Linked DNA regions of Mus musculus: regions 1, 2, 3, 4 and 5 are each linked to region 6. The links are chromatin loops, found by intact Hi-C in ENCODE. Cell type or tissue: heart. All regions are shown on one strand.

The links. Peaks named below come from ENCODE experiments on the same cell type or tissue, not always from the same donor. Only the 100,000 strongest peaks of a DNase experiment are listed, where the experiment ranks them.
Region 1: a loop joins it to region 6, with 6 times the contacts of the local background. A loop is called at or near these places in 9 of 42 quality-filtered maps.
Region 2: it touches region 6 in a loop (10-fold over the local background); 15 of 42 quality-filtered maps call a loop at or near these places.
Region 3: a loop joins it to region 6, with 6 times the contacts of the local background. A loop is called at or near these places in 26 of 42 quality-filtered maps.
Region 4: a loop joins it to region 6, with 8 times the contacts of the local background. A loop is called at or near these places in 8 of 42 quality-filtered maps.
Region 5: it touches region 6 in a loop (7-fold over the local background); 9 of 42 quality-filtered maps call a loop at or near these places.

What each region holds. Positions count from the first base shown.
Region 1 is chr7:140,956,417-140,961,416 of GRCm38, forward strand. It overlaps a transcript of Ifitm2 not described here. Among named protein-coding and RNA genes, the nearest start is that of Ifitm2, 3.0 kb to the left of the region's middle. In heart, a CTCF peak has its summit at 2,931 (motif pointing right); a DNase peak (open chromatin) is centred at 2,875; H3K4me3 peaks cover 76 bases; H3K27ac peaks cover 523 bases; H3K27me3 peaks cover 1,525 bases.
Region 2 is chr7:141,174,207-141,179,206 of GRCm38, forward strand. Gm51459 (a long non-coding RNA gene) reads right to left here. Exons shown (of 3, transcript XR_003946684.1): 3 at 4,441-4,701. It also overlaps the pseudogene Gm5905. Among named protein-coding and RNA genes, the nearest start is that of Gm51459, 6.9 kb to the right of the region's middle. In heart, CTCF peaks have their summits at 1,042 (motif pointing left) and 2,177 (motif pointing left); a DNase peak (open chromatin) is centred at 2,175; H3K27me3 peaks cover 1,432 bases.
Region 3 is chr7:141,045,720-141,050,719 of GRCm38, forward strand. No RefSeq gene overlaps it. Among named protein-coding and RNA genes, the nearest start is that of B4galnt4, 13 kb to the right of the region's middle. In heart, CTCF peaks have their summits at 1,708, 2,714 (motif pointing left) and 3,313 (motif pointing left); DNase peaks (open chromatin) are centred at 1,742, 2,252, 2,702, 3,382 and 1 weaker place; H3K4me3 peaks cover 1,408 bases; H3K27ac peaks cover 1,347 bases; H3K27me3 peaks cover 913 bases.
Region 4 is chr7:141,068,030-141,073,029 of GRCm38, forward strand. B4galnt4 (beta-1,4-N-acetyl-galactosaminyl transferase 4) reads left to right here. Exons shown (of 20, transcript NM_177897.4): 14 at 1-732; 15 at 2,382-2,665; 16 at 2,759-2,912; 17 at 3,013-3,085; 18 at 3,179-3,332; 19 at 3,608-3,734; 20 at 3,967-4,371. The coding sequence ends at 4,090. Among named protein-coding and RNA genes, the nearest start is that of Pkp3, 9.2 kb to the right of the region's middle. In heart, CTCF peaks have their summits at 2,199 and 4,217; DNase peaks (open chromatin) are centred at 492 and 2,162; H3K4me3 peaks cover 1,184 bases; H3K27ac peaks cover 270 bases; H3K27me3 peaks cover 4,694 bases.
Region 5 is chr7:141,006,523-141,011,522 of GRCm38, forward strand. It overlaps Ifitm3 (interferon induced transmembrane protein 3), which reads right to left and starts at 4,222. Exons shown (of 2, transcript NM_025378.2): 1 at 3,875-4,222; 2 at 3,068-3,367. The coding sequence starts at 4,123. The coding sequence ends at 3,203. In heart, a CTCF peak has its summit at 2,000 (motif pointing left); DNase peaks (open chromatin) are centred at 2,189, 2,679, 3,279, 4,249 and 1 weaker place; H3K4me3 peaks cover 2,155 bases; H3K27ac peaks cover 2,209 bases; H3K27me3 peaks cover 1,083 bases.
Region 6 is chr7:140,905,583-140,910,582 of GRCm38, forward strand. BC024386 (cDNA sequence BC023486) reads left to right here and starts at 439. Exons shown (of 3, transcript NR_015583.2): 1 at 439-1,769; 2 at 1,975-2,123; 3 at 2,209-2,401. In heart, CTCF peaks have their summits at 2,317 (motif pointing left) and 3,110 (motif pointing right); a DNase peak (open chromatin) is centred at 3,159; H3K4me3 peaks cover 745 bases; H3K27ac peaks cover 470 bases; H3K27me3 peaks cover 104 bases.

The sequences.
Region 1 (5,000 bases), 51 kb after region 6:
ACAGGGCCTGGATGCTCCTGGCTAGCTAGGGAAGGAAAATTCCAGTCACTTGGCTGCAGCCGGGGAGCTTATGGAAGGCAGATGTTTTCCTACCAGTTGCGAAACAGCCATTGCTAAAATGAAGCCTGTAGGAGTACGGCTACACAGGGAACTCCGAGTCTTTCCCGGCAGAAGCAGTGAGGGAACTGAGCGTCCTAGAAACAAGGGAAGTTCCCTGGTGGTGAAGGACACAAATCGTTTGACACTTGAACCCATTCAGTAACCTCACACCCCCACCCCCAGCACCCAAATTTCATCCCACAGGGCAGAATGGAGCAAGGAGGAGATCAGTGAGTCTAACTACAGAGCCCTTGTTCGCCTCTACTTGTACAACCATCACCATCGATCAGAGCCTCAAAAGCTGGAGCAGGTCACATGTCTGTAATCCCAGCACTTGGGAAAGGTCAGCAGGAGAATCAGTTCAAGGTCCAGCCTGGGCTACATGACAGCTTGTCTTAAATAAATGAATAAAAAGTAGTAAGTAAAAATTTTAAAAAAATGAACGAAAGGGGAACTCAACATTTCTTCTAGAAGAGGCACAATGGGTAACAGGCTCCACATTCTTGCTCATTAGCAAAATGCAGATCAAAGCCCCAGCAGCACACTGCTCATACCCATTAGGAAGCACTGTAGTTTAGAAGCAAAGAAACCACACCACTGATGCTGCAGGCTTTGCAGGCAGTGGGCAGATCGAAGCTACAACCCAGAATCCCACTTCTCGTGTGTAAGAGAATGAACACATGTCTATACGTATCCTGTATGCCTGTATCTCATGTCTACAGCAGCATTCGTAACGACAGGCAACAGACAGAGGTTAGATGTCTATCAACTGGCAAATGAAAAAGGAAAGCTCTGATATATGCTAAACCTGAATAAGCCTTATGAACAGCTCTCAGGTCAGAAGTAGGTGAGCAGCCTCCAGGGGCTAAAGGGAAAGAGGGTGGGGTAAGGTGTCTTTGTTATTGTTTGGTTTGGTGGTGGTGTGGGGGTTGTTCTTGGTTTTGTGTGTGTGTGTGTGTGTGTGTGTGTGTGTGTGTGTGTGTGTGTGTGTGTGTGTGTGTGTGTGAGAGAGATGAAAATCATTTTAGGGGAAAAGTCAGAGGTGGTAAGGTGTGGCTCTTTTTCCTAGTGAGCCCTGTGCATGTCCTCTCTGTCTCATCTCTGAGTGAATCTCACTTTTGAATGAAAGTGCCCCATAGGCTCACATGTTTGGATGCTTGGTCTCCAGTTAGGAGAACTGTTTGGGAAGGATCGGGAGGTGTAGCCTTGTTGGAGAAGGTGTGTCCCTGGGGATGGGCTTTGAGGTTTCAAAAGCTTATGTCAGGCCCAATCTCCTCTCTCTCTCTCTCTCTCTCTCTCTCTCTCTCTCTCTCTCTCTCTCTCTCTCTCTCTCTCTGTCACTCTCTGTCTGTGTCTCTCTCTCTCTCCCCCTGCTTTCCAGCTATAGCTTCAATACCATGTCTGCCTTCTTTCTGCCATGATGATCATGGGCTAACTCTCTACGACTGTAAGCAAACTTCTAATTAAATGTTTTCTTTTATGAGAGTTGCCTTGGTCATGGTGTCTTCACAGCAATAGAACAGTAACTAAGACACTGATCTTTCCCAAATCCAATCCAAATAGGCTAATTTAGCTAGGATCTCTTCCACCTTCATTAAAGAACTCAAAAGTCTCACTGTGGCATTGACCTAACCTAGAAAAGTCTCATATCTGAGCTTTAGCACCATTCATGAACTAACGAGTCTCACCCTCAGAATGCTGTTATAGCCAGGCTAACTTCCATGGCAGGACTGGATGGGGAGCTTTGCAGATTGTGTCAAGACGCTTACAGGAAAGAGTAGGGGAACGACCTACTGGTGACTCTATGGTTTGGTGTACTATAGAGATAGTACCTCTAACAGTGAAGTAATCCTATAGGAGGGATAAAACACCCCTAAGTGTAAAAGGCTATGGAGAATAACACTGATGGCTTCTGAGAACCCTGATCTCTTTAGAGCTGAAACCATGGACACGTATATTAATCTGGACATTGAGAGTCAGAAAGGCCAAGCCATTGTACATTTTATAAGACAAGCTTCTCCAGCTATTGGACAAAAACTAGATCAAGTGCCTCCAATGACATTCTGCACTTTAAGGTCTCAACTTGAAGGTCTTCCGCGGCTAAGTCTCAGAAGACAGAATCAACAAGTACCAGTGTTAGTGTTCTGGATCACACGAGGAGATTGATCAAAGAAAGAACTACAGGATGAATTTAGGCTTCTCGGGAGCCAGCTGGGGAAATTCAGACCCTTTTTGCAGAGCCTCTTTATTGTTACACAAAAAGACACCTTTAGCAAGTCGATTTCTGCACACCAAAACTTCTTATCTGATCTAGGAGTTGTTTTGAGAGAACCTTCACCTTAAACAATTCTCACCCTTGTGAGAATTACTGGTTTGCCTGGAGTGTCTGGATACCAAGTTATTGCAAAGGTTCTGAGAATCTTTCAAAGGAACCACCCCATAAACTCTCAGATAACCATCACTGACAAAAGGCTACCTCAGAGCCTAGATAGGAGAGCTCTGCTAAAATTCTGCTGCATGCCAGACTCCCAACAAACTTCAGCACTAGCTATAAGATTTATCGAACTTTTCATTCTGCTCCCTCTGCCAGATCCCAACCCTGAGGCTTCTCTACGACACTCCTGTGTATAAAGCACTAAGCTTTGCCTGCTGGGTCACACCTATAAGATTCCACACTTTCCCAGCCCGAGGCTGCAGGGCTCCCAGATGTAGCAGTTTGATCGGGACAGGACAGGACACAGGCTTTCAGGGTATGCTGAAGGGAGACTCACTGAGGTCACAGAGGCTGAAAATTAATTCCAAGTTAGCCTCTAAAAGCGGAATTCATTGTTCTGACGAGAGTTCTCCAGCTGGGGGCAGGAGTGACTTAAAATTTACACGGGCTTCCGTGTGATCTATGACCTTGCAGCAATCTAAAGAGAAAAGAATTGAGGAAAGATGCCCCCGGGGTGCTACCTTAATAGTCAACATCTTGACTCCAACCTAGTTTATACTCCAGCTTGACTATTACCAGAAGCAAGACCCATTTTAAAACAAAACCAGGAATATTCTGTCAGTTTTGGTAGGAACAATCAAAACAGTTTACCTTCCAACTCCACACACCCACAGCCACAATACACTCCTCAGGAAACCCAATGTCCTTAGATTAGGATTTATAGTCAGCCGCAAGCATCTCAAAAAAAGCTATTGTTCCCTGACTCCTCCCAATAGCTGGAGAGGCTCTGCTTATGAAAGAAACCAATTACCGGATGCTAATTAAGCAGGGGACAAAAGGCAGAGCCTAATTAAAGTAACAAGAAAGAATTTATAGGAGGTAAGAAAGTTTAAACCTTCTTAGAAAAGCTACCCAGGGATTGTCCTAACCAGGTCTGTACTATATTTTGGTACAGGGTTTTGATGTTTACTCTGGTTTAAGAGAGACTTTTCTCTATGCCTCTGTGCTGACTAGTCTTTAAGATCAATTTGAAATAAGCTAGGGTTATCTGCAAAGAAGGAAAAAAAAAATTTTTTTAAATGCTTGCATAAGATTGGCGGATGGATGAGCCTGAGAGGCGTTTTCTTGGTTGATCATTGATACGGAAAGACCCAGTTCATTGTGGTCACTGTCACCCCTGAGAAGATGGGCCTAGAGGGTATAAGATAGCAGGCTGAGCAAGCCTTGGGGAACTAGCCAGCAAGCAGCCCTCCTCCATGGCCTCCGCATCAGCTCTTGCCTTCAGCTTCCTGCCTTAAGTTCCTGTCCTGACTCCTGCAAGTGAAATAAATCCTTCCCTCACCCAATTGCTTTGGGGCATGGGTGTTTGACTGCAACAATAGAAACTCTAACTAAGACAATCTTGCCAGGCATGGTGGCACACGCCTTTAATTCCAGCACTCAGGAGGCAGAGGCAGGTGGATTTCTGAGTTTGAGGCCAGCCTGGTCTACAGAGTGAGTTCCAGGACAGCCAGGGCTACACAGAGAAACCCCGTCTTGAAACAAAACAAAACAAAACAAACACAAAGCAGATGGGTGATTGCTGGGAATTGAACTCAAGACCTCTGGAAGAGCAGTCATTGCTCTTAACCACTGAGTCATCTCTCCAGCCCCAATGTTCTTTTTGTTTTGTTTTGTTTTGTTTTGTTTTTTTGAGACAGGGTTTCTCTGTATAGCCCTGGCTGTCCTGGAACTCACTCTGTAGACCAGGCTGGCCTCGAACTCAGAAATCCACCTGCCTCTGCCTCCCAAGTGCTGGGATCAAAGGTGTGCGCCACCATGCCCCGCTTGTCTTTTACTTTGATTGCTTGTTGGAAAGTTGGATCTTATCACAATAGGTGAATGCATTTAGTAATTCCCTACAGTTTAACAATTAAGAACACCTGGAAGCCTTTCAGATTGGCTAAAATGTTCATCTGAATAAGGTTCCCTGTCTAAACCACTTCATGATGAGACATCTGGGCAATAGCTGATACATTTTTATACAATATTATGGATGATCTTGATTTCTTATACTCCCCATCTAGGGCTTTAAAAGCCAAGCAAGGGCTAGGTGTGGTGGCACACACTTTTAATCTCAGCCCTGGGGAGGCAGAAGGAGACAGATGTCTATGAGTTCAAGGCTAGCCTGCTCTACATATTGAATTCCAGGACAGCCAGGTCTACATAAAACAGGGGTTCTCAAATGCTACAACTCTTTATACAGTTTCTCATGTTGTGGTAATACCCAACCATAAAATTATTTTTATTGCTATTTCATAACAATAATTTTCCTACTTATGAATTGTAATGTAAATATCTGATGTGCAGATGGCCTTAGGAGACCCTTTGTGAAAGGTTCATTTGTCTCCCCAAGGGGTCACAACCCACAGGTTGAGAACCACTGACATAAAGAGACCCTGTCTCAAAAAAAAAATCTAAATAAATA
Region 2 (5,000 bases), 270 kb after region 6:
GCTCTTGAGATATCTCAGTTCAGGTGAGCCATATTTCCAATGCTCAATGTCTCATGGGATTTTTTCCTTAATATGTTTATTTTTTAATTTTATATCTTCTATTACATTCTCATAATTTGAGGAAGTAGACATGTGTGGGCAGATATAACTGGTAGAATCCAGGGCCTGGAGAGATGACTCAAGGGTTAAAGGCACTAGTTGCTCTTCGAGGGGACCTAAGTTTGATTCCCAGCAACCACATGGTGGCTCACAACCATCTATAACAGGATCTGATGCCCTCTTCTGTCACACAAACATACATGCAAGTAGACATAGATAAATATTTAAAAACAAAACACACAAAACCAGGTAGAATTCAGAAGTGAAACAGGGTGCCCTTTTGGAATGGGGACAGCAGAGGGGTAAGATGTAGCTGCTAGAGTTTCCCCAGTATCATGGCGGATCTGCAAGGATTCAACACCTGCGGAATCAGATTTTAATAAGGCTTACAAGATTAGGTTTTATTTGTTGCATACAGAGGTTGAGTTACCATTGTTTCTGAACTAAGTTTGGGTTGCATTTTCCTTCACGGTGGCTCCTCTGAGTTTAAGAGAGAAAGAAAATAAAAAATGAATATTCGCCAAGCAGTGGTGGTGCACGCCCTTAATCCCAGCATTTGGTGGGCAGAGGCAGGCAGATTTCTGAGTTTGAGGCCAGCCTGGTCTACAAAGTGAGTTCCAGGACAGCAGGGCTACACAGAGCTACCTGCAGCATCCCACGCTTCAGCCATCTGGACAACCAGCAAGCCTCTTCTGCACACATTTCACCTAACAATTCCTAAACAGCAATTTGCAGACTTTGTGAAGTAACTACTAACAATTCAATCCAAATTACTGACAAGTTGTAGAGGAATATTATACAATGCTGTTATTTGATTTTCATTACATAAAATACAAATAAATTTAGAAGGGGCTGGAGAGATGGCTCAGCGGGTAAAAACACTGACTGCTCTTCCAAAGATCCTGAGTTCAAATCCCAGCAACCACATGGTGGCTCACAACCACACGTAATGAGATTTGATGCCCTCTTCTGGCGTGTTTGAAGACAGCTACAGTGTTCTTATGTAAAATAATAAATAAACCAAATAAATAAATAAATTTAGAAAACACAGCTTCAAGTCCTCAATGTAACAAATGGCATGTTAAAATCTGAAGTTCACAAATTTTAACTGTACTTCTCGGAATACCCAAGATACAATTCACAGACTGTATGAAGCTCAAGAAGAAGAAAGACCAAAGTGTGGATGCATCAGTGCTTCTTAGAAGGGGGAACAAAATACTCACAGAAGGAAATATGGAGACAAAATGTGGAGCAGAGACTGACGGAAAGGCAATCCAGAAACTGCTCCACCTGGGGATCCATCCCAAATACAGACTGCAAACCCAGACCCTATTGTAGATGCCGGGAAGTGCTTGCTGCCAGAGCCTGACAAATACAGCGGCGGATGCTCACAGCCAAGCATTGGACTGAGTGTGGGATCCCTGATGGAGGAGTTGGAGAAGGGACTGAAGGAGTTGGTGGAGTTTGCAGCCCCATGGGGGTTAGCAACAGTGTCAACCAGCCAGACCCTCCAGAGCTCCCGGGAACTGGACCACCAACCAAAGAGTGCACGTGGAGGGACCCATGGCTCTGGCCACTTAGGTGGCAGAGGATGGCTTTTTTGGACATCAGGGGGGAGGAGCGGCCCTTAGTCCTGTGAGGGTTCGATGTCCCAGTGTAGGAGAATGCCAGTGTAGGAAACCAGGAGTGGGTGGGTGGATGGGGGAGCACCCTCATAGAGGCAGGGGGAGGGAGGATGGGATAGGGGGTTTCTGGAGGGAGACCTGGCAAGGGGATAAGATTTGAAATGTAAACAAAGAAAATATCCAACAAAGAAAAAAATTTAAACATTAATAGAAAGAGAGAGAGAGAGAGAGAGAGAGAGAGGAAGGAAGGAAGGAAAGAAAGAAAGAAAGAAAGAAAGAAAGAAAGAAAGAAAGAAAGAAAGAAAGAAAGAAAGAAAGAAAGAAAGAAAGAAAGAAAGAAAGAAAGAAAGAAAAAATGCAACACAGCGCTGCTTCTGTGCTCTTTACTATTAATGAAGCCATTTCAGGAGCAGGACCAGCTGTAAAGGGCTCTGGCTCCCTCTAGTGGACGCCAGCTGGCAACATTCAAGGACGATGAGTCCTGCTGAACATGAAGCTGAACATCCAGGAGAGGAAAGGTCCGTCGCTGAAAACCCACCCAGGCTGCCCGTGAAAGTGGGAATACTAGAAATAAATCATGAAGTTCATGCCCCGATCCATCAGAAACCTCGGAGGATCCTCAGCTTGACAGGTGAATGGTCCACAGAGGCCACGGCAGCACCCACAGCTGTTCTCCAGTGGCTGAGCTGAGTGGTATTTGCTATAGTGGGACTGTGGAATTCTGGAGATGTGGAAAGGTATTCTTTCAAGAAACCAGAACACACCTGCTCTCAACATTTCGGGGCTATCACCCTCTGAAATCCAATAAGACAGCTTTCTTTAAAAAAGACTTTTTGGGGAAATGGGGGTCGTGGGGGTGGGCAGAAAGATGGCTCAGAGGTTAAGAGCACTTCCAGAGGTCCTGAGTTCAATTCCCAGCAACCTATGATTGCTCACAACCATCTGTAATGAGATCTGATGCACTCTTCTGGTGTGTCTGAGAGAGCTACAGTGCAGTTATATATATAGAATTTTGTTTTGTTTTGGTTTTTGTTTTTTGAGAGAAGGTGTCTCTGTATAGCCCTGGCTGTCCTGGAACTCACTTTGTAGACCCGGCTGGCCCGGAACTCAGAAATCTGCCTGCCTCTGCCTTCCAAGTGCTGGGATTAAAGGCATATGCCACCACGCCTGGCTCCATATATAGAATTTTAAAAAATCTTTAAAATATATATTTCAGATAGGAATGATACACATGCTAAAATAAATCTTAAAGAACACATGTACAAATCATAAAAATAGGGGCTGGAGAGATGGCTCAGCTGCTAAGAGGACCCATCTTTAGTTCCCAGCACCCACTGAGGGTAGCTCACAACCATCTGTACAGCTCAGGTGTCCCCATACCCTCTTCTGATTTCCAAGGGCACCTGCACACATGGCACACACACACACAAAATCATAAATAAATAAATAAGAATAAGGAGCTAGAGAGATGGCTCAGTAGTTAGAAGTACTTAATGATTTTCTAGAGAATTCAAGTTGTTTCCCACACTGCTGCCAGACAACTTAACTGCTTCGGGGAATCTAACATGTGTGGCCTCAGACAGCTACACCCACACACATACACACCCTTACAAATAATAGAAATTAATCTTTTAAAGTTAAGGGCCGGAGAGACAGGCCAGTGGGTAAGAGTTTTTCTGGTCTTCCAGAGGATCCGGGTTTGATGGTGGGTCGCAACCATCTGTAACTCCAGTCCCAGGGGATTGCATGCCCTCTTCTGACTTCAGGCACCAAGCATGTATGAGGTGAGCAGACATATATAACAAGCATATAAACCACATGTAGACACAAAATAATAAGTCTAAAATATCTTTTAAAAGTTAAAGTTAAATCTTTTTTTTTTTTTTTTAGTATCAATTCTTTTTTATTTTTCAGCTGGAAAACTAGACAATCCTCCAGTTCAGCCAAGTATTAATTAATCCTCTTCCTCATCATCACCAGCTCCAGCCCCGCCCTGGCCTTTCTTGGCATTCTTCCTCTTCATTCGCCCTAGACGGCCGCCACCATAAGGAGAACGGAGGGAGAAGTTGATGTGCTTCTGAGAGTCCAGGCGAACAATGAAGGATGGGATGTTCACCACCTGCTTGCGGACCCTAATGTGACGTTGGCGGATGAGCACACGGGCATGGTGAATAGATTTGGCCAGGCCCAGCTTAAAGACCTGGGTCTGCAGCCGCCTCTCCAAGAAATCCTCAATCTTCAGGCCCAGGATGTAATCCAGCTTCATCTTGCCCTCGTCCAGCACCCCAATGCGAACAAGCCGCCGCAGGAGAGCATTGCCTTCAAACAGAGGCATCCTTCTCGTCCAGCGTCAACAGCTCCCGGGCCGCCTTATGGATCTTGGCCAGGGTAAACTTGACCCTCCAAACCTCACGTTTGTTCCAGAGTCCATACTCTCCAATCAACTTTAGCTCCTGGTCGAGACGCGATTTCTCGAAGGGTCTCCGTGGGGTCACATAGGTTTTGCAACAAACCCAGCTTCTGGCGACCGGCATGTTGACCTCGCTAGGCTGGCTGCGCCTACGAACTCAGGCCCGAGACAAAGAGCAAAGTTAAATCTTTTGATAAGAGGAAAAATAAAAGATCAACCATAGTCTCATTATTCCATCCTCCTCCTCCTCCTCTTCCTCACTCCCTCCCTTCCCTTCTTTCTTTTTTCCTTTCTTCTTTCTTCTCCTCCTCCTTATTCTCCTTCTCCTCCTTCTCCTTCTTCTTCCCCCCTCCTCCTTTCTTCCTTTTAAAGACAGAATCTTTCTGCATACCCTGGCTATCTTTCAACTCACTATGTAGACCCCAACTGTAGAGATCCACCTACCTCTGCCTCCTGAATGCCGGGACTGAAGGTGTGCACCGCCATGTCCAACTCCATGGGATAGGTTCTCAGGTGTTGCTGCATGCATTTGGCCAAGCATGCTGATGTACGCCTTTCATCTCAGCCCTGGGAAACAAGAGACAAGAAGGTCTCTGTGAGTTTAGGACAAGCCACATGCCCATGGGAACATCCTGTCTCAAAACTACTTCTTAGAGAAAACTTGGTATGCGAGCAGGCACACAGATGAGTTTTGTTGCATATTTCAAACATAGAATGTATGCATGTTTATATGAACATGTATGTTCATATACATGTGAGGCTTGAGATGGCCTTGAAGTTACCCTCAGGAGCACCATCAATCCTAGTCTCTGAATTTATAAAGCAAGTGAGTGCTGTACCGGCTGAGCCACCCCTCCAGCCCAGCA
Region 3 (5,000 bases), 140 kb after region 6:
AATGGTAGTAGACTTTGTCTCATATTGCTTTGTTTGGGCATTTTTACCCTACTGGCTTTTTGCTTGTATAATATGATTTCTGAATTTGTGGTTTTATGGGTTTTATTTGTGTGTACATTTTGTAAAAAAAGATTTATTTATTACTATGCATAAGTACACTGTACCTGTCTTCTGACACACCAGAAGAGGGCATCAGATCTCATTACAGGTGGTTGTGAGCCACCATGTGGTTGCTGGGATTTAAACTCAGGACCTTCGGAAGAGCAGTCACTACTCTTACCTGCTGAGCCATCTCACCACGTGTGTACATTTTTTAATTGTCGTCTTTGAAGATTTGGGGGGCGTTGTTTTAATTTTTTTTAACCTGTTTGTTTTCTAAAGAGAGAGAGAAAGAATGTGGAATTGGATGGTTGGGGAAGATCTGGGAGGAATTTAGGAAGGGGAAACCATGATTAGAATATATTGTAAGAAAATTTTGTTTGTTTGTTTGTTTGTTTGTTTGTTTTTCGAGACAGGGTTTCTTTGTGTAGCTCTGGCTGTCCTGGAACTCACTTTGTAGACCAGGCTGGTCTCGAACTCAGAAATCCACCTGCCTCTGCCTCCCAAGTGCTGGGATTAAAGGCGTGTGCCACCATGCCTGGCTTAAGAAATTTCTTTTTAAAAAGAAATCCAAGAATAAATAAATAAAATAAAAGTGGAGGCCGTAGGATGGTGACCCGAAGACCTTGGGGTTGGTCTTGTGCGCTGCGTAGTGTGCAGGTTTAGATGCTCAGTTCTATCTATGATCAGGTCACAGTCTGTACATGGGCACTGTATTAACCAATGTGCTGTAAAGAATGTCCCCAACAATCTCTGATTGGGTAATAAAAGGCTAGAGCCTGTGACTGGGCAGGAGAGAGAGGAAGGTCGGACTGGAGATCGAGTAAGGAGGGTCTCAGGGTAGGGACCACGAGAGGAAGGACAGAGGATGTGGAAGAAGAATGTCACTACGACACCTCGAGGGAGGATGGACCATGAGCCTGTGGCCAAGAGAAGCTCCCACTGAGGACACACGAAGAACAGAGCAAGATTCAGTTGGCAAATAATGGGTCACTTATCTGGTTGTTAATAGCCTAGCAGGGTTATAATAATTCCAGAACCTGCGTAGCTTAGGCTTGCAGCTTGTCAATAAATTCTGATACCTCTGAGCTGTTTACTCCGGAGCTAAATGGGAGGGAGTGGGGCAGAAATCCCCAAATGCTGGAATTCAATGTGTCTATTGCCACACCCTCTTTGTGCTGTCATGACGATCATACCAAGGGCCTGGTGCATGGTAGGCAAGCCATTGAGACAAAGAACCACAAGTCTGTGAAAGCAAAAGACATAGACTCTCGATTGTGAATAGTGGTGGTAAGCTCTAAGGCTGGCACCAAGAGATAGGGGGTGACTTGTTAGTGGAAGATAAAGGCTGCTGCAAAGAGTGTGCTAACGCTAACTAGCTTTAGTTAGTTTTGTGGCCACAACAGTTTTCTGCTTCAGTGTGCGAAGGATATGGTTCCCAAGAGACACTGTGGTTTCCTGCCTGCAAGGAAAGAGGCCAGAGAGTCCTTTCTGAAGTTACAGCCCTGGAGAGGCCTAAGTCTGAAACAACTCCCATCCCAGCCCCCCTGTGGGAGCCACCACATCTCCAACTGCAAGGGCTTCCGGTCTGATATATGGACCCCACCCGACTCCAAGTTAACAGGGAGTTTGCCAGGTCCTTGGAAGGTGTCAGAAGACAAGAATCTTTGAGTGAGAGCCAAAAGATGTGGCTCCCCCCAACCCCAAGAGGAGTGAGCACCTAACTACATGTCACAGTCCTTCAAAGGGCAGGCAGAGTCTCTTAGGCCAAGGGCAGAAGTTGGGTCCGGACAAACAGAGTGGACATTCTTCCTGGGAGAAAAAGGGTGGCGCTGCCTCCTGTACTCTGGGCCCTTCTTTCTTTCTCTGTAGAGTTAGCGCTCCAGAAGCCTTCACCCCTAGACCTAGCCCTGGATCTCTCTCGACCTCTTCCCAGCTTCTATGCTGTACTCCCCACAGTCCCAGGCCTCTTTCTGCTCCTCCCCATCTTCAGGGATTTCCCCGCCCCTGCCCCCCCCCCCCCCCCCCCCCGCCGTCATCGCTTGGTTACCTACCCCCATTCTCTAAGATCTCCTTCCCTCAACCCCCATTGGCTTGGTCCCCTTCCCAACTAGCTCCACCCTGTAGGCACTGTCACTTCTCGGAAGAGAGGAGGCAGGAAGCTGGGAAGCAGCCAGTCTTCTGTCCTCCCACGTCCCTGCATACCCGGGTGCACTACAGCTCTCCAACTCCAGCTTTCACCCACCCCGCCCTTATCCAAACGGGTTTGCTCCCTGTGTGCCCCTTCCTTGCCTCCGTGTGTTCCCCACACATTCCCACGCACCCCTTCTTTGACCTACAGCGCAATTTTCAGAATGCCACGTTCTCCCATCCCCCTGCCCTCCCGCCCCACGGACCCTGTCCCTTCCTGCTGCCTGGAGACTAGGAACTTCTGCACTCGAGGATACTATAGACATAGCCTCCCGATATTGTTCACCAGGCGCCAAGCACATCAGAAAATGTGCCACCCATTCCCAACACCTCTTCAGAGCATTCTGGCTTCCTAAGCGTAGATCCTGTCCCGGGGCGAGGACCTGAGCACTTCAGGGTCCAAATAGCAGTCTACGGCGCCACCTGGTGGCCATTCTAACAACACGGAATTCATGGGCAGAGGGGCGTAGCCCAGCGGCGGGAACAGTCGGCGGGGGTGGAGGGGAGGGGCAGGTGAAATTACTCAATTTCAAGGAGGGGCTGCCCCAGTAGCTGTCCCTTTCAGTTCCACAGGACTCCAGGCCCCCGAGTTTCATCCAAATGTCCATTTTACTTCTCTTCCAAATGTCAGGCATTCCTGGTTATACTGAAGCCAAAAGCCAGGAACAGTAATTGAAAGATAGGTAGAAATGCAACATGGAGGAAGAGAAGTCAGGGTCCTGCTGGCCCTAGGGTCCGGAGCAGAGTGTAAGGAGCTTAGGGATGGAGAGGATGTAGCCACAGGCAGTTTGGGCACCCCATCCCCACCCCACCCCCGCAAACCTACTCATCTCCAGAAAAAGAGACCCACTAGTTAGGTACAAAACAGAGAAATGGGGCCAGTGGCAGGTTCTAGGCCAGAAAAGGCCCAAAGATGAGCCAAAATGCCTAAATCAAGAACTCAGAAAAACAACGCTCATACACATTATGTCAAAGCAATACAGAACCCAGACAAAAGAGCCCTCTTGTGGTCAAAGCTGAACAATTGCAACAACAAAGATAAGCAAAGGGTGTGTGTTGGAATAGCCAAAAGTATGAAATTAGTATCCCAGAGTCCAGCCCGTGTGACTAAATCAATGGATGGCAATGAGGCTCTCACAAAGAATCCTACACCGAAGCAGCGCAGGTTCCAGCTGAGGCTTTAAACCTCCACTCTTCCTGTTCCTTTCCCAGAGCTAAGCAGAGGTGACCATCCTGAAGAGGCACAACAAACACAGTGCAGTATCAACATCAGCAGTCCTGAGCCACGGAGCAGAACAGATTGACAGTGAGGACTCCAAAGGTGACCTGGGGACATTGCCCAAGCCCCCTGTCTCAGTCCCACCCTGAGGAAAATTATGGGCAGCCCTGGGTGGAGGAAAGCCCTAGTACAGACTGACCTGCCATGCTTTTAACCACCTGAGTCATCAGAGACAGGTTGTCATTGCCTGAGGAGTTGTGGTGACTCAGAGTTATGGAAGAGCCTAGACAGATATCTGGGGCAGAGGAGAACATGGGGAAATATGAAGAAACTGGGGAATATGAATAGACCCATGGACTTCGGTTAAAAATAGTGCATCAGCTTGGGAGTCAGCACGGGTGTCAGTCAGGGCATTGGCTGCACAAGCATGAAGCCCTAAAAGCCAGGCCTGTAACCTGAGCTCTGAGGGGGTGGGAGGCAAAAACTGAAGGATGGCTGGGGCTCCATGGCTAGTCAGACTAACAAACAAACAAACAAACAAAACCAAACAAACCCCAGCAGCCTCCAGGTTCACAAAGAGATCAGGAGAAAAAGACAAAAATGACAGAGAAAGACACTTGATGTCTTCCCTTGGCTCTATGTCTGAGAATGCATGCACTCATACATACCACATGCACACACATACACATCACATGCACATACATGTACCATATGCATACACCACACACAGAGTAATGCATGAATATTACAGCAACAAATACATCACAGGAAAGCAAAACTGGCTTCATACTGCGTATTATGTGTTTGGGATTTCTATACATATAATACTGTTCGTAAAATCGTTACTGTTGGGGGGTGGTCTATGTGGTTGGGGGGCTGGCTATGCTGGGGTTACAAGTGTGGACTACCCTTTGCCTTGATTCCATTGTTCTTGAAAACAGATTTATTTATTTAATCTATATGAGTACACTCTCTTCAGACACCAGAAGAGGGCGTCAGATCCCATTACAGATGGTTGTGAGCCACCATGTGGTTGCTGGGAATTGAACCCAGGTCCTTTGGAAGTGCAGTCAGTGCTCTTAACCGCTGAGCCATCTCTCCAGCCCTTGATTCCATTTTTTTTTTTAATTATTGTCTTGTTTTGTTTTATTTTTCAAGACAGGATTTCTGTATGTAACAGAACCATTGGCTGTCCTGGACTCACTCTGTAGACCAGTCTGGCCTGAAATTCAAGAGATCTGCCTGCCTCTGCCTCCTAAAGGCTGGGATTAAAGGTGTGAGACACCACAACCATCCTTTTTTTTTTTTTTGAGACAAGTTCTTACCATGTAGACTAGGCTGGCTGTACTGGCTGGTTATCAGTGTCGACTTGACACAAGTCTATCAGAGAAAAAGGAGGCTCAGTTGAGAAAAATCCCTCTGTAAGATCCAGTTGTAAGGCATTTTCTCAATTAGTGATTGATGGGGAAGGGTCCAGCCCATTGTGGGCGGT
Region 4 (5,000 bases), 160 kb after region 6:
CCTCAGACACTCCCGGGCACTGAATTGGGCCCCACGCCCCCTGCCCCTCTTCTTGGGGCGAGCTCCACCTCCCCGAACTGTGGAGAAGTCGCCTTCAAAGGTGTACGTGACCAGGGTCCGACCTGGACAGCGGGCTTCCCCGAGGGCATTGCGAGACTCACCCTGGCCACCCTTCCCTGGCGTCTTCCTGCGCCCCAAGCCTCTGCCCAGAGTACAGCTGCGGGTACCCCCACATCCACCTCGGACCCAGGGCTATAGGACCAGTGGCCCCAAGGTCACAGAACTAAAGCCCCCAGTCAGGGCCCAGACCAGCCAGGGAGGCCGGGAGGGCCAGTTACATGGACAGGGACTCATGGTGCCCACAGTGGACTTGAACTCCTCAGTGGAAACACAGCCTGTGACTTCCTTCCTGAGCTTGTCTCAGGTATCCAGGCCACAGCTGCCAGGAGAGGGTGAAGAAGGGGAGGAGGATGGGGCCCCAGGTGATGAGGCCACATCAGAAGACAGTGAGGAAGAGGAGGAGCCGGCCGCTGGGCGGCCCCTGGGTCGCTGGCGGGAGGATGCCATCAACTGGCAGCGCACGTTCAGCGTGGGCGCCATGGACTTCGAGCTCCTGCGCTCTGACTGGAACGACCTGCGCTGTAACGTATCCGGGAACCTGCAACTTCCTGAGGCCGAAGCGGTGGATGTAGTGGCTCAGTACATGGAGCGGCTAAATGCAAAGCATGGCGGGTACGGGGCAGACGGCTGCTTGAAGAGAAGGCATGCCGGTGTCTGCAGGGATCGCAGAACTTCCTTGGCTCTCAGCAACTCTCTGAGCCCCTTCTCCCTCTCTGTAACTACTGTCTTACTTATCCAGGTTGAAGGGCTCTCTGGAGCCCCCCTCAAGACTGACTTCATCTCTCCTCACTGCCAATTCCCACATCTGCCACCTTAGACCTAGACCCAGGGATGAACCCAAACCATCGGGGACAGTAGTCAGGAGTAGCCAGATTGTGGGCAGACAACCTTTTCAGGAACCAGAGACACTAAAGTGTCATGACCTCTACCTGTGGAGCACTGCAGGGTCCCAACTAGGGGACTGTGTCTAGTTCAAGGGAGCCTTTGGCCTCCTAGGTCTCAGGCTTCAAACTTGTTTCTACCCCATTTTGAGGGAGTTCTTATGAGACTGTTCTGTTCATTGTCAGCCTTGAGGAAGGGGAAAACCTTCTTAGGGCTTTGATGAACGCACAGATATCAGGACAAGGTATCTGGCAGCCAGTGTTGAGAGCCAAGCTCCACACAAAGGTTTGAACAGGACAGGGGTTGGAGGAAGGGGAAAACCTTCTTAGGGCTTTGATGAACGCACAGATATCAGGACAAGGTATCTGGCAGCCAGTGTTGAGAGCCAAGCTCCACACAAAGGTTTGAACAGGACAGGGGTTGGAGGAAGGGGAAAACCTTCTTAGGGCTTTGATGAACGCACAGATATCAGGACAAGGTATCTGGCAGCCAGTGTTGAGAGCCAAGCTCCACACAAAGGTTTGAACAGGACAGGGGTTGTACACAGATGTGCTCCAGAGGGTGTGAGCCTGACAGCCCTCAAAAGGGGCCAGGAGACCCTTCCCACCACTGGTGATTATGTTGGACAGACCTAGGTGGCTCAGAGGGCAGGTCTCTCTTTTTTTCCCCCAGAGCTGAGGACTGAACCCAGGGCCTTGTGCTTGCTAGGCCAAATGATCTACCACTGAGCTAAATTCCCAACCCTGAGGGCAGTTCTCTTGAGAGCAGCTTATGGGGCAGTCTCTTGGTCTCTTTATAGGACTGTCCACCTTGAGTGGTCATAGGCACATCTGGGTGCTATGGTGTGGGTAGCTTACCCCAAGGAGTAACCTAAAGTGTTTGGTTGGGGATAGAAAGTTCCTGATTTGGGTATGGCTGACTCCCATCTCAGGTCATGCCAATGGTATCCCATAGGGGGATTGCTAGCTGTCACCAGAGGGTGGGAAGCAGAATAAATAGCCTAAGGCCTGAGACAAAATGAGGGGCCTGCTCCGGGTATGAGGGGTACACGTGGGAGAACTAACAGCTTCCTGGTGGTTCTTGTGGGATGCTAACCATAGGAGAAGACTGAGACATCACCTCAGGACAAAGAAAATCATGCAGAGGAAGACATCTGGGAGAACTTGACAATCCTGGGCTCACAGCGACCCCTAGTGTAGCCTTTCCTATTTCCTGCTGGGCTGGGGAATTGAGACGTGGGAAGGTCAACCTGTGTTTAGGAGCGATAGAACGGGTTGCAGGTATTGCGGTCTGGGGAGTACAGTCGCGTGGTTCTCGGGGTAAAGGGGGAGGCAGTTGAGCAGAGCTACAACCCTCGGTTAATCACACCTGCCTCGCAGGCGCTTCTCGCTTCTACGCATCGTGAACGTGGAGAAGCGCCGCGACTCTGCACGCGGGAGCCGCTTCCTCCTGGAACTGGAATTGCAAGAGCGCGGAGGGAGCCGCCAGCGCCTATCCGAATACGTCTTCCTGCGGTTGCCCGGAGCCCGCGTTGGGGACGAAGATGGAGAAAGTCCCGAGCCGCCTCCAGCCGCCTCGATCCACCCAGACAGTCGCCCAGAGCTCTGCCGGCCTTTGCATCTGGCCTGGCGTCAGGATGTCATGGTTCATTTCATTGTACCAGGTATGTGCGCCACTATGAGGCGTTCGGGGGTGGGGTGGGAGGTGGGAACCATTCGGTCCAGTCATGCTGCTTCAGTGACATCCCCTCTTCCAGTGAAGAATCAGGCGCGCTGGGTAGTGCAGTTCCTGGCAGATATGACCGCGCTGCATGTGCATACGGGGGACTCGTACTTCAACATCATCTTGGTGGACTTTGAGAGCGAGGACATGGATGTGGAGCGGGCCCTGCGTGCGGCTCAGCTACCTCGGTAACGATGTTTACCACCATTTCGGGAAAACCAAGGATCTTTCCTCTTACAGGAGATGAGTTATTCTGACGCCGCCGTCCACCTTCCTTTCCTCTTGCAGGTACCAGTACTTGAAACGAACTGGAAACTTCGAGCGCTCTGCAGGCCTGCAAACTGGAGTGGATGCCGTGGAGGTCTGTGGGCCAGTCAAGGGCTTAGGGGAAAGAAAGGAGGGTGCTGAGCTCACCTTGGGGAGGTGAGCAGGGCTCAGACCTCCCAACCTACAGGACCCCAGCAGCATCGTTTTCCTCTGTGACCTGCACATCCACTTCCCACCTAATATCCTGGACAGCATCCGCAAGCATTGCGTGGAGGGCAAGCTGGCCTTCGCCCCTGTGGTCATGCGTCTGGGCTGTGGAAGCTCACCGTGGGACCCACATGGTAAGGACCTGGGTGTTCCCTGGGGAGCCCCAGGTTCTCACAACCACCAGGGCAAACTCCAAACCTGACCTCCTGGGTAAGAATAGGACCCTATTCATACACATAAGACCCGTTCGTCTATAAACCTAGGAGCTCTCTAGTTATTAGCAAATACCAGGCACTCCCTCCCACCCAGGGTCTCCAAAATCAGGCTTCTTAGAATTCCTCCCAGGGTCCTCTAGGGAGAAAATGTTAGGGACCACACCCTAATGGTTATTTATCCTCCTCACCTCAAGGTTACTGGGAAGTGAATGGATTTGGCCTCTTTGGGATCTACAAATCAGACTTTGACAGAGTAGGAGGCATGAACACTGAGGAGTTCCGTGACCAGTGGGGAGGCGAGGACTGGGAACTTCTTGACAGGTAACTGCCCTCCCCTCCCTCACACTGAGACACCTCATCATCCTCCCTTGAGGGGATGGAATGACAGAACTCCACCTGCCAGGATCTTAGAGACCCACAAAATCCCTTCCACCCACCCTGCATTGAACCCTTCCCACCCCCACCCCCCACCCCCGGCCTCCTGCAGCCGCCAGGGCAGCCCCAAGCCACAGCACCTGAGCCAGGGTTCTGACGTTCCACCCGCTCCTCCCAGGGTCCTGCAGGCAGGGCTGGAGGTGGAGAGGCTTCGACTGCGACACTTCTACCACCACTATCACTCGAAGCGAGGCATGTGGGCCACACGCAGCCGCAAAGGTGCCCGCGCACAGCGATCCTGAAGACCTAGCTGCCCTCTGGGCCACCGGGTCTTGGTGCAGCAGGTAGAAGCTGCGTCCTGAGCTTGATTCAGGCTCTGCCACCACCTGTGCTGGTCCCTAAAAGCCTCCTCTGGGACTGCAGATAGGTGGCGCTCGTGGCAGGGCAGGCACCTTGGTCCCCACACCCCCTGATGATTTCTGTGAAATTTTCCGTAGCGACGACATTGTTTTCAGAATTTACAAGAGTTCTGTCTGTTCTGTTTTTTATTCAGAATGAAATGAAATATTTTTTTTAGTTCTGACTTGTTTTCTGTGAGTGTTCTCTTGGTGAGGCGGAGCTCTGGTTACCAGGGTAGCTGTGGGTAATGCAGGCTCTCCCCGCCCCCCGCCCCCCCAACACCCACTTCCTGCCTGTAGCTTATGTTTCCACCTGGTTTCTGTGGAGTCTGGCTAAAGTCACTGCATGAGAACTTCCCACACAGGAACTGCTGCTGAGCCAGCGTATGTGGTGACACCAAGTCTCCAGAATGACCTTGATCTGTCACCCCACTCAGCCAGAGCACACACACCGTTATCTACATCGCCTTCTCTGTATCAGTTCAGATGAAGTGCTGCTACTTAAAGACGCTTTGCAAGAAAAGTGTTGGATTTGAAAATGCATCATAGTCTAGGAGCTGGGGAGATGGCTCAGTGGATAAGAGCACTTGTTGCTCTTCCCAGGGAGCTGGATTCAGTCTACAGCACCTACATGGTTGCTCACAATTATCCCTGACTCCAGGGGCTCTAACAACCTCTTCTGACATCTCAGGTTACCAGGTACACATACATATGTGAAGACAAAACACACATATATAAAATAAACAATCTTTAAAATGCAGCAGCAGGGGCTGGCGAGATGGCTCAGTGGATAAGAGCACTGACTGCTCTTCCA
Region 5 (5,000 bases), 100 kb after region 6:
TCAAACGAAGAAGAGCAGTGTTGTGAGGTTTGAGTAGAAATGGCCCCCCACAGACTTGCGGGTTTGAATCCTTGGCCCTAGGGAGTGGCACTATTAGGAAGTGTGGTTGCGTTCGAACAGGTGTGGCTTTCTCAGAAGAGGTGTGTCACTAAGAGACAGCTTTGAGGTCTCAGAAGCTCACCTCAGTTCCCTTCCTGCTGCCTGCCTGCCTATCTGGATGGAGAACTCTCCAGCACTGCGTCTGCCTGCACACTGCCATGCATTCATTCTGCCATGACAATGATGGACCAAACCTCTAAAACTGTAGGCCAGCCTCAATGAAAAGTTTGTCTTTGTCTTTAATCTCAGTACTTGGGAGGCAGAGGCAGGCGAATTTCTGAGTTCGAGGCCAGCCTGGTGTGCAGAGTGAGTTCCAGGACATCCAGGGCTATACAGAGAAACCCTGTCTCGAAAAACCAAAAAAAAAAAAAAAAAAAAAAAAAAAAAAAGAAAAAAGAAAGGAAGAAAAAAAAGTTTTTCTTGATAAGAGTTGCCATGGTAATGGTGTCTCTTCACAGCATTAAAACCCTGAGACATGTGGGAATGTGAGCCAAACAAACCCTGTTTCGTCACCGTAACAGTAACCCTAAGACAACGACTGATGGCAAGGGCCCAACTCCCTGGGAATGGTGCCACCCCTGAGAAAGTGTTCCTGGGTAGGATAAGAAGGCAGGCTGAGCAAGGCATGGGGAGCAAGCCAGTAAACCGTCTCCTCCAAATAAAAGTTGCTCTTGGTCATAGTGTTTTACCACAGCAATAGAACCCCCAACTAAGACAGAGGTTCTCTAGGCATGAAGGAGGCTGTGCGGGGCCTGGCTACCGCTTTCTGAGGACAAGAATCATCAGGTGCTATGACAGTTTTACCTCAGTCGAAAAGACTTCCAAGTCCACAAAAAGCTCCAGTACCCGTTCCCTAAGCAGGTTTGTGGGGTAGGTCAATTCTTAACTAGAGGCTTGGACAGAAAATTTGCCTCCCCAGAAATTCCTGCTATCCTCGCCCTGGGTAATGTGGCCCTCGGATTCCCTTCCATCAGAGCTGCAGCAGTAAGGGAGCCAGCCGATGCCTAGCACTGCCCTTGGTGCCCAGAGAGGCTCCTTCCCCCTTAAGCTCTTCTATAAAGGAGGTAAGGTTTGACCCTTGATAACCAGAAAAATGTCAGGACAAGACAGCGCCAAACAGTTAGTAGGTTTGTTAAGTATTAAGATAGGAGCCAGGCCGTGGTGGCACATGCCTTTAATTTCAACTCTCAGGAAGCAGAGGCAGGCAGGTCTCAGAATTCGAGGTCAGCCTGGTCTACGTTCCAGGACAGGCAGGGCTACACAACGAAACAAACAACAGCAACAACAATACCAGAATGTATTAAGACAGACATGGAGGGAATTTTGGCTTTATCAAGTTTCTTGACTCTCAGTCAGTGAAGAAGACAATCTAGATGCCAGGACGGGGCTTCTTCCTTCCCATGTCCTCCTAATTTCCCATCTCTATCCTGCTTCATTTGTATCCTCTTAGTACTCAGCCAATCCCCAATAAGACAAGATTCCTTTATAAAAGTGTGTTCTCACTCGGGAGGCAGGGGCAGGCGGATTTCTGAGTTCGAGGCCAGCCTGGTCTACAAAGTGAGTTCCAGGATAGCCAGGGCTATACAGAGAAACCCTGTCTCGAAAAACCAAGAAAAGAAAAAAAGAAAGAAAAGAAAAGAAGGTAAAAAAGTGTGTTCTGTATACAGAGAAACCCTGTCTCGAAAAACCAAAAAAAAAAAAAAGTGTGTTCTGGGAAACCATAGCTGCTTGGCGGAGAGGAAGGCTCCCCACCAGCAGGGGAATCTTGTTCCATACCTCAGAGCTAGTTTGTAAACCCCATTGCTCAATCCTTCTTTCCACACACCCTCCCAGGGAGCCTGACATCCTGTGCCGGTGAGAAGAGCGCTAGGCACATCCCTTGAAGCTGCCTTTTGTTTCCCTCTGGTGGTTAAATTCCCCGCTGGGCAGGTCAGCTGTCAGAATCCGGACTGGGGAACAAGTTGGGGCTCTGCCACCCTGGATAAGAAACCCAAACCCTTTAACTTGCAAAAGTGCCCCCACCCCTTTCTACCCACCACACCCACTCCCAAATTCCTGGCTGCAACCACTACAGCGACTTTCCACTAACCAAGGCACTTCAGATCCACCGTGCTGCCCTGGGTATGATGGTGACATTAAAACCCCACCACAATGATTTAGGAGGACAAACGGAGTCCCATAGATCCAGGCTACTTTTGAGGTGCTTGCCTCTGGGAACCAGAAATAAGTTCCCTTGGAAAGGCAGCTATGAGATGAATGATTGACCCCTGCACCAACAGAAACAGATAGCGCCCATCCATTCCCAGGAGACTCCTAAACTCAATGCACTAAGTGAAGTGGAAACGTGGGTACTAGGATCCCGACCAGAGAGGTGAGTCCTGCATACCCCGGCACAAGAAGGCGTGATTGGCGCTCTCCCTTACCATATAGGGTCCGGGGGAGCGGGGTCGGTGGGGGGGTGGGGGAATGGAAGCACCACGCGGCCACCGTACCTGCAGAGTGCCGGCAGGGGGCGCCAGGGCAGCGACTTTGAGCCTTAAAAGGTCATTCTAGGCTCCAGGGCGACAAGGAATGAACTGCATCGCTGCTGTGGGACCAGTAGGGGACACCAGGCCCCCACCACAGCACCCAGCAAATCCTGGACAGGATCAGCCCAGGGTTCCCCCGGGAAGCAGGCATGGAACTTTTGACACCATCTTGTCTGGTTCAGAGTATTCGTCCAGAAGAATACGGACCCAGACCTGGTCCTCCACTTCTGAACTGGACTGGGTGCCCTGGAAATGTGGGGCCAGGGCCAGTTGAAGCTTGAGTTCTCCCTGCCTGAAGCAGCCAAATACCATCCAGGACTTTGGCCAGCAAATGTCCACAACAGCAGGCCAGAGACTACTGCCAAATTGAGGATAACCTACATGTCCACCTCAGAGCAAGGAAGATAGAGGGGTGGGAGGAATAAAAGCAGTCATAGGATGGTGGTTATCAAGTGCACTTTATTGAATCCACTGTGGATAGATAAATGAGTGTTACACCTGCGTGTAGGGAGGGGCAAGGAGGGACGCAGCTGCGGAGGGTGAAGCACTTCAGGACCGGAAGTCGGAATCCTCTATTAAGTGTGAAGGTTTTGAGCGTTAAGAACAATGATGATGACACTAACAATGGTGATAACAACCATCAGGATGCTGAGGACCAAGGTGCTGATGTTCAGGCACTTAGCAGTGGAGGCGTAGGCCTGGGCTCCAGTCACATCACCCACCATCTTCCGATCCCTAGACTGGAGCAGAACAGATAGACACGGTCAGTGGCCCTGGAGCTGATAGGCAGATGCTCTGACAGTTTTCCTGACGTACTCCCTGTGGACTGCATCTCCCCATCTTAGGTCAGGAACATTTTACATCCTCTGATCATCCAGGAGGCCCTAGCACTTGTTGTTCACCCCACTGTAGGCTATTGTTCCCCATGAATCTCCTGAACATTTTCCACACAGGCTAGAATCCCAGTCTGTTGAGTGAAGGTGCTATAGGCATCTCTGCATTGGAAGAGTCTGACTCCAGAATCCCCAGGCAGCCTCACCCTGTGTCTGCCCCCAGAGAGCCTTTAAGCCTACACGTGTACACACACACACACACACACACACACACACACACCACAGAAGAATGAACACAAACTTATTTTAAACAAAGGACCCCACACTCATACCTCGGTGCCATCTGGGTAGATGGAGCTTCAGGTTCACACACACCTTTTTACACCATCACTCCCCCCATTCTAGCACACTCACCTTCACGGAGTAGGCATAGGCTATGAAGCCCAGGCAGCAGAAGTTCATGAAGAGTGTATTGAACAGGGACCAGACCACATGGTCAGGCACCGACACCTCTCTGGGCATGTTGATCACAGTAGTTCTGACAGAAGCCGATCCGTGCGGTGCCCCCATCTCAGCCACCTCATATTCTTCCTTGATTCTTTCGTAGTTTGGGGGCTGTCCTCCACTGGCAGCGGTGATGAAGGCTTGAGAAGTGTGGTTCATGGTGCGGAGCAAAGGCAGCACTGAAGGGCAAAGGATGGAGCGCGCTGCGGGTCTGCCCTTTCTGCGGCAGTTTCGGTTTCTCAGAAGTTTCCTTTTCCTGAATTTTGGCTTGATGAAACTGCTCTGGGTTCAGAGGGGCGGGGATCTAAAAAGCCTGCGGATCAAATTACTCCAGGGCAGGATGTCAGGAAGGATTGTGAATCAGGGGAACTTCCAGGCCAGGAGCCCAAGTCAGGACTTGTCCCAAGGCCCAAACCTCAGTGTTTAAGAGTGAGGGGTCCTGGAGTCAACCAAGCTCACGCTCACAGCTGCAGAACCTCACTGTTCCTTATCAAGGTCCCAGCCAGGCCCCAAAGAACCCTCTATTCTTTATTCAGCAATAAAGAGTGCCCAGAGAGCCTCTCACTATGAACGCCAGTTCTCCTGGCTTCATAGACAGGTGGGATGAACGGTACTTCTTGTGTTTTAAAGAGGAGAGAGAAGGAATATCTTCGGTGGCTATGCAGTCATATGTTGGGGGAGGGGGGGCCTCTGCAGGCCCACGCTGAAGCGTCCCTTCCCTTTGAGGGACCAGCCACACGGTGGTATCGCATAGAACAGAGTTTATTCTCTATTCATGGGGAGGGGGTTGAGAGGGTAGTAGAGACAGAGAAAGGCAGAGAGAGAGAGAGAGAACAGAGAAGTAGAGGCTGGCCATGAGCACTCGGAGGGAGTGGGGAATGAGGAGGGGGAAGCAGGTGCAGGAAGGTTAGAGAGTAAGGGGGGGAGCAGCCCCTTTTAGTGTGAGTCAGGCACACCCAGCTGTTGCCAGATAACTGTGGGGCAGAGCCTAGACAAAATGCTAACACGCCTCTGTGTCTCTCTCCTTGCAGAGCCC
Region 6 (5,000 bases):
ACACAAAGAAACCCTGTCTCGAAAACAAAAAGAAAAAAAAAATTAAAGCAGCTCTTATCCAGGGCATGGTTTTCCTCTGCTGCCTGGCTCTGCTCAGTGTATCTAATAAGCTGCAGTGTATCTAATAAGCTGCCCAGGTCTGGCTCTGGTAATCTCATTCTGCTACAGGGTTATCTAATAAGCGCTGTGCCTTCTGTCTCTGGTAACCGTATCCCCAGCCTGTCATTAGCCTGTTAGTGGGGGTTCTCAGCACAGCACTTCTAACCTTGTACATGTATGCTATGGTTCCCTTTCATGAAGGACAAACTGACTGGAGCTCACTCCACAGACATGTGCCCTATGGACCTGCTTCAAACCCCATCTGTTTTGTTAATGTAATGGTTAACTTTATGTGTCAATTTGACTGGACTCTGAAGTCAAGCTATTTGGTCAAACATTATTCTTGATGTCTCTGCAAGACTGTTTTGGGGGTGAAATTAACAGGCAAGTTGGTGAGCTTTGGTGAAGCAAACAACCTTACATGATGTGAGTGGTCCTTGTGCCCAGTTGAAGCCGTGAGTAAAACAAAGTCTGACATAGCCTTGAGCAAGAAAGAACTCTACCTCCAGACAACTTCGGGGGCAGGTGCAAAGTTGGTGCTGCCCTGGGTCTCTAGCTGCCAGCTTCCCCGACAGGCTTCGGGTGCCCATAGCCCCACAATCAAGGAATCCAGTTTCTAAAATTAACCTACCTCTCTCTTTTCCCCTTCCTCCTCCCACTCTTCCTCGCTCTTCCTCCCGCTAGTTCTGTGGCCCTGCAGACTCCTGACTGAACTAACACAGTTGGGGAGAATAAGCCGTAAAAAGGGGAGCTTTTCTGTCCTTTCACTTTGCACTGATGCCCCATCCATCCTCCCTTTCTGCTTGCCATGGTAAATGGTGTCCGACGTAACACAGATGCACTGTGCACTGGAGAGGCAGAGCATCCTGCCTTCCACAGCCGTGCACACCAGTCCCTGTGCACAAGTGGCCACCCACCCAGCGAATCGACGTGGTGTGCTTATCAAAATCTGTGTGTCTGTGGGCCAGAGCCAAATCCAGGTAAGCTGGGTCCCTCCTTGGGTCCACCGAGTGATTCACAGTATCCGCCAGACTGTATTCGCCTCCCAAGCCTGAGGTCCGCTTCCCAGCAGAGCCCTCGCTGTTGGCACACTAGTCTGAACCCCATTTCCTAGCAGGATATTGACGGATGTCCTTACTGGTAAGGCTGTCTGGGACTCTCAGTGAAAAGACCGGCCATGTGTGCCTCCAGATGGTACTAGATCCAGGTGCTAGAACAAGATGAGCAAGTGAATCTCTCATACTTCAGATCCTTCAAGGATCTTGAAAAGGTTGGGGGTTTGTTTGATTGTTGGTTGGTTTGTTCTTGTTTTGTTTTGTTTTGTTTTTTGAGACAGGGTTTTTCTGTGTAGCTTTGGCTGTCCTGGAACTCACTCTGTAGACCAGGCTGGCCTCGAACTCACTAAGATCCATCTGCTTCTTCTGCCTCCAGAGCGCTGGAATCAAAGGCGAACGCCACCACTGCCCGGCCTTGTTTTGTTTTTAAAGACAGTTTTCGGCACACAGAGAGGCTGTGAGTTAGGACGGGGGTTTCTTGCCGTTGCCACCATTCTCATTGACACGTTATGCTGCACACAGCAGAGCCCCATCCTGAATGCCCAGCGGTGCCCACAGCCAGGAGGAGCATTCGATGTGTGATGACTCATCTCGTGCATCAGACGCTCTCTAAAGGTTAGTGCTCTAAGTATGACCTTGAGGGCATTCTTGGATAAGATAAATATCCAAATCTGCAAAACAATGGCAGCTGCTGGAGCATCAGAAATATCAGCTGTAAGACGTGTGACAAATGCACAAAATATTCCGGAGAAAAGTTAATGAAGCCATAAACAGTTGTGTTCGTGAACTTTAAAAAATGTGATTTCTTTACCACTGCCAGTTCCCACAGATTATACCATGGCTTAGTGAGTGCGATTCTAAGACAGTTCCAAAAGACTTTTCAATCCGTGGGAGTTTCAAAGTGGATTCTCAGACAAACATGGGGAGGACTGAGGCAGGCTTGGACACGCACAGAATCAGACAACGATGGTACGGGTTTCTTATGTTAGCTTTTCATATCATTTATTAAGATAATTTCTTATTTTATATGTATACTTAATACTGATACATACAGGGCTGAGGAAGTGGCTCAGCGGTTAAGAGCACTGTCTGCTCTTCCAAAGGTCCGGAGTTCAAATCCCTGCAACCACATGGTGGCTCACAACCAACTGTAATGAGATCTGGCGCCCTCTTCTGGAGTGTCTGAAGACAGATACAGTGTACTTACATATAGTAAATAAATAAATCTTAAAAAAAAAAAAAACTGATACACACAGCTACTGCTTATAAGATTCGAAATGTCTCCATTTTGGGCTGCAGAGATGGCTTAAGTGGGTACCGCACTTGTTTGCTTTGGCAGAGGACCCAGGTTGTGTTCCCAGCACCTGCATGATGGCATGACCTCTGATGGCACCCTGCACACATGCAGTACACACAAGTACATGCAGGCCAAACAACCATAAATCCATCTTTAAAAACGTCTTTTAATTTAAAGTGTCAGGCTCAGCTTCTTGCCCCTGCCACCGTGCCAGCCAGTCTTGCCGCTGCTCCCAGCCATAAGGCCAAATAAACTCTGTTAACAAACAACAAAGTTAAACGTTGCAGGGGCAAATCCATCGTCCCCTGACTGTTGCAACCACTCGTCTCACTTGTGCAACAACACAGCTTCTGTTTCTACAGCCCACAGGGGCTGTGCCTGTAAGCAAAACTGGAGGGGCAGTGGAGAGCTGAGAGGGGCAGGGTTTTGCTCAGGGAAAGGGTTGAAGAGAAAAAGACAGGACAACCAGGTTTCCAACCTTGTCCCCCTAAGCGCTAGCTGAGGCATGAGCCAAGGAAGAGTCAGGAGGTGCTAGAGTCTGTTTGAGGAACAGAAGTAATAGGATACTATGGAGGGAGGAGAAACCCACCTCTTCGCTGCAAATATCTAGGAATACTGACTCATAAAATGAGGGCCTGCGACCCAGGAATTCTCTTCTGCAGCCAGCAGGAGGAGCTGTCGAACCTTGGAGCCTGTCTGACCTTGGAGATCACCGGCAGAACGTGGAGTGTGGGCAGGGTTCAAAGAAGTCTGAGTTCAGAGTGCAGGAGTGTGTGTGCCCAAGTGCTGGGGGAACTGCAGGGCGCGCAGCGCGCTGCAGAAGAAGGCAAATCACAGGGTACAGGCGCAAAGGCTGAGAGCGCTCCGCAAAGTTCACGCAGATGGCGTAGTCTGTGACGGACAGCTACAGGTCCTTGCGGTGACAGTGATGGAAACAGAGCTCTCTCTGCACAGAGGCATTACTGCAGGAGAGCGGTTTGAGAGGGCTTGATAGACTAAACGGGCAGAAACACAGATGCTATTCCATAGAGTGGAGGTCACCAGTGCGCTTGCAGGGGGGAGGGGACGGCAGGGGGAGGATGGAGGCGGTGTTAGTGAGGGTGAAAGCACGAAGCTTGCTTTTGCCATTTTAAGTGTGCAGTTCAATGGCGTTAACTGCACCCAAAATATTGTTCAGTCATCACTACTATTTATCAAACTCTTATTACCCCAAACAGAAACCCCTTACCCATAAAGTAATAGCTTCAGGTTCTCGCGACTTTCTGTCACGCCCGAATTTTGTTTTGTTTTGGTTGATGCTGTTGTTTGTTTGTTTGTTTGTGGGTTTTGGTTGTCGATGTTTGGTTGGTTTGGTGTTCATTTGCTTGAGGCAAGAGCTTACTATGTACCCTAGGCTGGCCTCAGATGCACTCTTTAGCTCAGGCTGGCCTCTAAATCAAAGCGATCCTCTGATCTCAACCTCGTGCTACCTTCCTCTCTGAGTGTGTCTGTTCTGTGGGCTTCACTTCTGGGGAGTCATCGATTTCTACGTCTGCTCCTTTGTCCTTGACTCGCTCAAGGTTTGCCCTGAATCCCTTGACTTTTGAGGCTGAACGATATCCCCCTGTTGGTTCTGACCGTATCTGACAATCTGTTCCTTTGTGATAAACAGTTTGGATTCAGTGAGTGTAGCTCCTCACTCAGAAACTACAAGGATACGAATTCCTAGTTTCATTTCTTTTCAACAATCACAGACTTACCACAGTGGCTGTATCTGGTTTCTGTGAGTTTGACATCTTTTTTTTTTTTTTCCTATTTGCACTTTATTTTATATTATTTTACTTTGAGACCCAGGTCTCTCTATGTATCCTTGCATGTTCTATAACTGGCTGTGTAGATCAGGCTGGACTCACAGGGATCTGCCTGCTTCTGCCTCTGCCTCTTCCCCCTGCCATTTTCTCTTGCCCCCCTTCTCCTGGCCCCTGGCTCCTTCCCCCTGCCTCCCTGTGATGAGATTCATGGCATACATCACCATGCCCTGCTGTTTTATTTTTTTTAATGATGCTCTTCCTCCCGTAGATGTGTCCATTAAAGTCTGTTGCCTTTTTCTTTGTCTCCATTTTAAAAATACTTCATTAGGGCCCAGAGAGATGGCTCAGCAATTAAGAGTACTAGCTACTCTTCCAAAGGACCTGACTTTGATTTCCAGCACCCATTTCTCTGCTCAAAAATGTCTAAAACTCCAGTTCCAGAGGTTCAGAAGCCCTCTCCTGGCTTTCTTGGGGACCAGGAACACACAAGGTACACAGGCTTACATGTAGGCAAAACAATCAAAACACACAATAATAATAATAATAATAATAATAATAATAACACTTTTTATTTTTATTTATTGTTTGCTTGCTTATGTGTATGTGCAGGCTAGTGTTTTGTCAACTTCACACCACTAGAATCATTTGTAATGAGGGAACCTCAACTGAGAAAAATGTTCCCCCTCTGGATTGGCCTGTGGGCCAGTTTTTGATTGGGATTGATGGAAGGCCCAGCCCTTGGTGGATTATGCCAGTCCT